3 separate regions of the Mus musculus genome follow, and all the other regions are linked to region 1. A link is a loop called in an ENCODE intact Hi-C map of the cell type or tissue named here. Cell type or tissue: heart. All regions are shown on one strand.

The links. Hi-C counts contacts between places; a loop is a spot of excess contacts. Peaks named below come from ENCODE experiments on the same cell type or tissue, not always from the same donor. Only the 100,000 strongest peaks of a DNase experiment are listed, where the experiment ranks them.
Region 2: it touches region 1 in a loop (7-fold over the local background); 5 of 42 quality-filtered maps call a loop at or near these places.
Region 3: it touches region 1 in a loop (4-fold over the local background); 10 of 42 quality-filtered maps call a loop at or near these places.

Annotation. Positions count from the first base shown.
Region 1 is chrX:169,035,761-169,038,260 of GRCm38, forward strand. All of the region lies in intron 1 of Arhgap6 (Rho GTPase activating protein 6), which reads left to right. Among named protein-coding and RNA genes, the nearest start is that of Amelx, 150 kb to the right of the region's middle. In heart, a CTCF peak has its summit at 1,114; a DNase peak (open chromatin) is centred at 951; H3K4me3 peaks cover 1,246 bases; H3K27ac peaks cover 336 bases.
Region 2 is chrX:168,936,983-168,939,482 of GRCm38, forward strand. All of the region lies in intron 1 of Arhgap6 (Rho GTPase activating protein 6), which reads left to right. Among named protein-coding and RNA genes, the nearest start is that of Arhgap6, 140 kb to the left of the region's middle. In heart, a CTCF peak has its summit at 1,173 (motif pointing right); no DNase peak of the experiment used is centred here.
Region 3 is chrX:169,298,330-169,300,829 of GRCm38, forward strand. Arhgap6 (Rho GTPase activating protein 6) reads left to right here. Exons shown (of 13, transcript NM_009707.4): 11 at 1,734-2,008. Among named protein-coding and RNA genes, the nearest start is that of Hccs, 21 kb to the right of the region's middle. In heart, a CTCF peak has its summit at 1,466 (motif pointing left); no DNase peak of the experiment used is centred here.

The DNA.
Region 1 (2,500 bases):
ACACAGTCTCCAGATTCTTCTGCCACCCTACCCCATGCCCTATACCTCTTCTGCATTTCTTTCTGAGGAAACTTGCTGACATTTTTTTTAATGAGGTGTTTTAAAGGACAGCTTTCCATGGAGGGATTTTACAGCAGAAGCCAATTGTATGAGTTATTTTGAAGCTCCAGTGTGTGTGCTAAAAACGAGTTGGTTTACCTGGCAGTGTTTGCCATTAGTTATCCTCTTTATAACTCCTTGTTCAATGCTGCCGCTTACCTACCCTACAGTGTATGCCCAGATCCAGTTAGGGTGTGAACTCACTCCTGTTGTAACAAATCCTCTAGGACTAGCCCTTCAGCAGGTTTCCCTACACTGCTTGGCTAGTGTAAGCTCCCTTAGCCACCACTCTTTCCGGATCTCCTAGCTTCAACAGGTCCTGGGGGGACAGTAATACTTACATCCTTCTCAAACACCTGAGATCTCGAAGAGTCTCAGCACTTTGAGACTCAGATCAAGACTTTCCAAAACCTTCAACTCCACCCTCCCTTGAGAAGGGTGGGAATCGCCTTCCAGTGGCAGAAACCCAGCTTCTTCAAAGTTACTCAAAAATATCTCTCGAAAAGCTCTTCTCTCTACAGGTATTGAAGCCCCAGTGTTGATTGTCAGGGCCAGCGGGAGGAACTGAGTGCTAGGTGGCGGGACATTGGCCAGCCTGACACCTGTCTTGGGCGACCTCTGTGACTGCAGCCTCCAACAGCTGGCAGCGGCCACTGCCTCAGCAGGGGCCCGCCAGGAGCGGAAGGAATTAAACGCCCGCCCATCTCATCAGACTTGGCCGCTCCCTCCTCCTCCTCTCCCTCCCCCCTGCTCGCTGCCTCCTCCTCCCGGTCCCCACAGGCTCTGCCGCAGGACTCAGTGCCAGCTACGCTAGGAGCCAAGCTCAGGCTCAGAGCGCTCAGAGCACAGCAGGGCTGACGCCCAGGGCTTTCTCTGAGATGGCAGTGAAGTAAGGGGACCACTTGATAGACGCCAGGACCCTAAGCTGAGCTGGAGAGCCTGCTGCTCCTCCAGTAGGGGACATGGGGGACCCGTCCTACAGCGAGAAACCCCGTCTGCACTACGCGGTAAGTGAGTGTCCCGACCGGCGAGGAGACGAAAGGGGGCGCCACTTGGCTGGCAAAAAGGATACTGTGTGGAGGTGATGGGATTCTTGTTCTCAGAGGTCTTTTGGCTTGGGAACAGGGCTCGGGAATTGGGTGTGCCGGGTACCTCACCCAGGAGTGCCACCTGCTCCAGAACTAAGTCAACCATGCTTCTCAAAATCCCTGAGTAAGAGTCTGTGTGCTGAGTGTCCCTGTTCCTGTGACTTGAGCAGTGGTCACTTAGTCCACTACCTGGGCCTGGACCTCTTTACTACCTCGCTGTTTAGGACTAAAATGTAGGTCTTCTGGGGCGTGGCTAGCCTTCGGTCAGATTTAATGCAAGGACTAGAATCGAGCTAAAAAGAAGTAAAGGCTGCCCACTGATCTGAACACAGTGGAGTTGCTGAAGAAATGTCGCAGGGAGCTTTGAGTGCACCGAGTTTACTCCTTGGAAGGAGTTTGTGCATTTCCTTAGGAGTTTGCAAAGGGACAGAAGGTTGCCAACTATCTGCTTAATACCAGCGAGTCCTCTGTTGGAGTCTTCTTTTATCTCACGGTGATCTCTCTTCCCTCTGTTGACTTAAGTGTCCCACAAATATTTATTGAGGACTTATTTTGTGCTGAACATTGTTCTAGGGTCTGTAGGTACCTACCCCAGCATATGTGCTAGACAGAAATCTCATTGAGCTTGTGTCCTTTGAAGGAGTCAAGGTTTTACGTTAATGGCTAACCAAACAAGATTCTAGATTAAGCTTAATTTTTTTTTTTTTTTTTTTTTTTTTTTTTTTTGGAGAGGAAGGAAAGCAAGCAAGAGGGAATTACAAAGGTATTTGACGAATGAGCACTACTTCTGAAGATTGCCAGGAGGGGGACAGGCAGCAGGTTTTGGATATTTTATTTTCAATTTTGAAAATCAGTAGTTTTGAGGTGAAACATCACTGTTGTTCTGCTCTCTGCTACTTTACTGAGCTTTTCCTGACATGCTTTTCACTGTTGAGATCGAGCATTTGACTGCCAATTAAAACAAACAAACAAACAAACAAACAAAAAACTGGAGAGATACAGACAAGACAGAGAGCTGACAAGTAAAACAAAATCAATATTCATAGTAAGGCAAAGGCAGTTAGCTGTCTAGAATTCACATCTTCCCAATCCACTTTCTATATTAAAACTACATATATTTTTTATTTAAAGGAAGGATTTGATGTGGATATGAGCGGTAGGCTCAGAGGTTCAGAAGCTTCCTGAGCTGGTCCTGGATCAGCCATCAGGGCAAATCGAGTATGTCTCGAATGCCACTTTCCTCCAATGGAAAGGGGAGGCTCTGAGCTAGGAAATTGTTAAGTTTCTTTCCAAAGCCAAGGTTCAAGGAACAA
Region 2 (2,500 bases), 99 kb before region 1:
GATTAGTTTAGGGATCTTATTGCCTCAGTGCTGTTCTTGGTTGGAACTAACTTTCTCAAGGGAGAGCATGGGTACAATCCTGGAGGGGTGCGTAGTATTAGATTCTGCTTTTGCTGCTTAAGGGAGCGCACAAGGAGGATTAAGTGTTAGAATACTGTACCCAGCAGGTCAAGGTAGGGGATTTCTGTAAGCGTCAGGTCATCCTGACCCACAGAGGGGACTCTGTCCAATATATACACATATGTACATATGTGTGTATGTATATATATATATATATACACACATATGTGTGTCAATTAGAGCAAGATCAAGTTTGTCCGCCTCTCATTTTAGATGCACCTGGCTTTTGTTCTTTTATTTATTCACTTTATATTCTGATTGTTGTAGTCCATCCCAGTTGCCTCTCTCACAGTCCCTCCCTCCATCCCCCTTCCCCTTCTCCTCTGAGAGGGTGGAGCCCCACCCTGGGTATCCCTGACCCTGACACATCAAGTCTCTATAGGGCTAGGCACATTCTCTTCCACTGAGGCCAGACAAGGCAGCCCTGTTGGGGAATGGATTATGAAGTCAGGTAACAGTTTTAGGGACAGTCCCCACTCCAGTTGTGCAGGACCTACATGAAGACCAAGCTGCACATCTGCTACATATGTGCAGGGGACCTAGGTCCAGACTGTGTAGATGCACCTGACTTTAACGATTGCAATGCCAGGATAAAGCTCAATGCTTAATATAGTATGAACCAAAAATTAAAGTATTTTGTTTATAGTGTATATGTGCGTGCATGCACACCAATGTGTATGTGGGTGCATATGAACACTAGTTCATATGTAGAGGTCAGAAGACAAGTAGCAGGTGAGATCCACAGGGTGGAGTCATGGAGGCTGAACTCAGGTTGTTACGTTCTACAGCAAGTACCTTTTATCTGTTGAGTCATCTCTCTGGCCGCTGTAATGAATTTTAAAGAAGCAAATTTCAAATATTGATATTTAGCATGTGATGCAGTCCAGGATTAAGAAAGAAATATTAGAGTTAAAAATACACGAACCTTGAAATGAAGTGAAACTGAGGAAAGTTCATCCAGAGATTTTGACAACTACAAAAAGCCCCCCCCCCCTTTTTTTTTTTTTTGCTTCTTATTCCACTCACCTTGCCAGCAGAGGGCAGCAAGGGCTCATACAAGAAATGGCATGTTTGCACTTCGCCTTAAAAATAAATAACCTACCTGACTACCTACCTACGTACTTGTTGACCAAAATGAAAGCTTCCTGTATACAAAAGAGGGCAAAACAAGGCGTTAAAGAAATCCTGAATTTAGAATGTCCTTGCAAATTCACTCTGCAGGCAAATTGATAGATCTGTGATATTGATGCAATACTACTAGACCTTCCTCTTTTAAACATGACAAAGGACTAAATGTAGAAAAATGTTTGGGAAAGTTGTGGATTCATTCATTCATTCATTGGACATCAATTCACTAATATGTTCTAGTACTTGATTCAGAGACTCTGGGATGAATGTTACATACTCATTTTTCCAATAACCTATTACAGATTGCCTAAATGTAGCATAGCTGGGCTGTAATTGACATTCAAACAGCATGGTAGGTAGTAAGGCTTGACTTGAATTTCCAGAGGACAGTGCTGCCCTGTTGTCCCCTCCTCCCCCACTGTCCCTTTACTTATTCTCTTTCTAACTACCCAAAACTCTCAAGTTTTCTTTATATTCAACAAGTTCTCTACTTCTTTGGGAATTTGTTTTGCTTGTCCAAGCCTAGAACAAATTTTTATACCTGTCTGCATGGCCCATATTGTGCTTTCACAACGTCATATTTTCTCTCTCTCTCTCTCTCTCTCTCTCTCTCTCTCTCTCCCTCTCTCTCTCTCTCCCCCTCTCTCTCTGTGATATTCATGCATGATTTTTGGGTGCACATTCATGTGCCCACATGCAGAGGCTAGAGAGACATGTCAATTATAGCTTTATGCCTTGTTGCCTGAAGACAGGGTCTCTCATTGAATCTGAAGCTTATAAGTTAGGCTATGCTGGTTAGCTAGAGCTATCGGAATCCACACAGTCCTGGGATTGCAGCATTCATATCCATGCTCAGCTTTTCCTGTGGGCATTTGGGAATTTGCAATTTGTCTTAAAAACAAATAACCTACCTACCTACCTACCGACTGACCAACCTACCAACCTATAGACTTACCGACCTACCTACCTGCTGACAAAAGTGGAAGCTTTCTGTATACAAAAGAAGGCTAAACCAGGCATTAAAGAAATTCTGAATTTAGAATGCCCTAAATTCAGATTCTTATGCTTGCCCATAAAGGGCTTTTACCTACCAAGTCATCACTTCTAGGCCGCTTACAGTATTTACAACACAAGTACGTTGTATTTCTTTATCAGACAAGTTTACTTGTTGACACTCTGTGTCCTGTGGAAAATATAGGTTTGAACATTTGCCTAAATACTTGAGGGGTCCTCCTGAGGAAAATATTGCTAG
Region 3 (2,500 bases), 260 kb after region 1:
ACCAGTAAAGAGAAGCAAATTGGGTAAGGGTGTGGGGAGGCAGAAGCACATTGTGAAACATTTAATCAACCTTTGATCATTTCCCTTTAAGATGTCAGGGTCACTGTTTTGAGGAAGGTAGAAAATAAAGATGTTTCCAGGTAAGACTTTGCCCAGTCCTGACATTCCTGGTATTCTCATTTTCCTGCTTCATTTACATTTTCTGTTATTTCTGTTGCTATGACAACTCATAAGTATGGATGCTAATGGTATGTGAGATAATGCTATAGTTTACACAGCAAAACAATGCCTTGCAACTTCATGTTCTATGTATTTACATACACTCGGGTCTTTAATAAACTAATTTATTTACCAGTTTAGCCACCTCTTCATACATAGATATTTCCACCCGTAGCACCATTGTCTTCATCACAGGAAGTATAAATTAATTTGCTAAGTGTACAGAGGGAAAAGAAAAGTTTACCCCAAAGCAACAATGAACTGTAAGTTGGGTTTATTATTTTAGGGGGAGACTTTTATTTTTATTCCTTTATTAATCATTTTATTTGTTTACATTTCAAATGTTATCTGCCTTTCTGGTCTTTCCTCCACATATCTCCCACCCCTCCCCCTCCCCTTTGCCCACACACCTACTTCTACCTCAACCCTCTAGCATCCCCCCTCTCTGGGGCATCAAGCCTCCACAGGACCAAGCACCTCCCCTCCCACTGATGCCAGATAAGGCAGTCCCCTGATACATATGTAGCAGGAGCCATGGACTGCCAATGTATACGTTTTAGTTGGTGGTTCAGTCCCTGGGAGCTCTGAGGGGTCTGGTTAGTTGATACTGTTGTTCTTCCTATGGGGCTCCCCTTCAGCTCCTTCAGTCCTTCCTCTAACTTTTCCACTGGGGTCTCTAGGTTCAGTGCAGTGGTTGGCTGTGAGCATCTGTATGTCTTAGGTGCTGGTAGAGCCTCTCAGAGGACAGCCACACCAGGCTCTTATCTGCAAGCACATCTTGGCAATAGCAATAGTATTGGGGTTTGGTGTTTTCAAATGGAATGGATCACACAGTAGGGCAGTCTCTGGATGGCCTTTCCTACAGCCTCTGCTCCATTTTAGTCCCCAAATTTCCTTTAACTCAGAATTGTCCCTGTCTAGTCTAGATTAGTTTTAATTCAGAAGACTGAGGAAGGAAAAAAAAAAGTCATCGTTTTCTTTTCCTTGCTTAATAGTGACCCCCGCCCCCAAGGCTTTCACCTTTAAATATAATCAGGCATCAGTCCATGAGGCACTCCAGCAATGCAAGGTGGTGACAGGGATCCATCTGTATTTACGTCCTGTTTTCGTTAAACCTCTTAGGTTTTACTCCTCTCTGCCAGTGGGCAGCATTGTGGAACACAGGCATGTGTGGGTTCATCTCCCTTCCAGTTGACCCATGCTTTATGACATTTGTGTGGATTTACTGCTCTCTGCTGGTTTAACACTGGCAACTACAGCAGAACTTGATTTTCTCCTCTGTCACATCCTTCACCAGCTGCCACGTCTTGTTACATTTGTTGTGTTTTCCTGCCATCTTGTGATCATTTTATGGAAAATGCTTTCGCATTACTGGTAAGGATGTGTTTGTTGGACCATTGCTCAAAAGGTCTTTTTATTTCAGCCTCCATGTCCATGTCTTCGAAATATTCCATTGGCAATTGTGTAATATCTGAATCTGATCATACTTACACACCTGTATTATCTTATGCCAGGAGCCCTGACATACTTCAGACGGAAGTTTCCTTTTCCATGGGAGGGAGGCATTCATCTACAGATTCCAACAAAGCCTCCAGTGGAGACATCTCCCCTTATGACAACAACTCCCCAGTATTGTCTGAGCGCTCCCTGCTGGCTATGCAAGAGGACAGGGCCCGGGGGGGCTCGGAGAAGCTTTATAAAGTGCCAGAGCAGTATACACTGGTGGGCCACTTGTCATCGCCAAAGTCAAAGTCAAGAGAAAGTTCTCCTGGACCAAGGCTTGGAAAAGGTAACTGAAGCCTGGCTGGGACAGCCCAATTGCTTAATCACCTGCCTGTGGATGCAACATGGGTGGGCCATATTGGACCTTCTTCATCAGGCCCTTGTTTATTGTTTCTGCAATTCGAAGAACATTTACTGAGTATCTGCTAAATACAAAAGATGGGAGGAAGGGATGGTAACCCCAAGGCATTGACTCAGAAGGTCCTTTCAACCTCTGATTCTCAAATACCTGTGAATTGAGTGTATGCCCCAAACAGCAACTCATTTTCCCAAATGACCTTTTAAGGTATCCAGAGGGTTTGCATTGCTTAGTTGCTAGTCTAAGATGTCACTCAATTTTTCATAAAGCAAAGGTGCTTAATCTACCATATAACAATGCAATGTACCAAAACCAGACAATGTCAGCATCCAGGGACAAAAAGCACTAGCCTGGGTATCACAATGATGTTATGCCAATTCCAGCTATCAGGATGTCAAAGGAATAACTAAGTTCCACAGA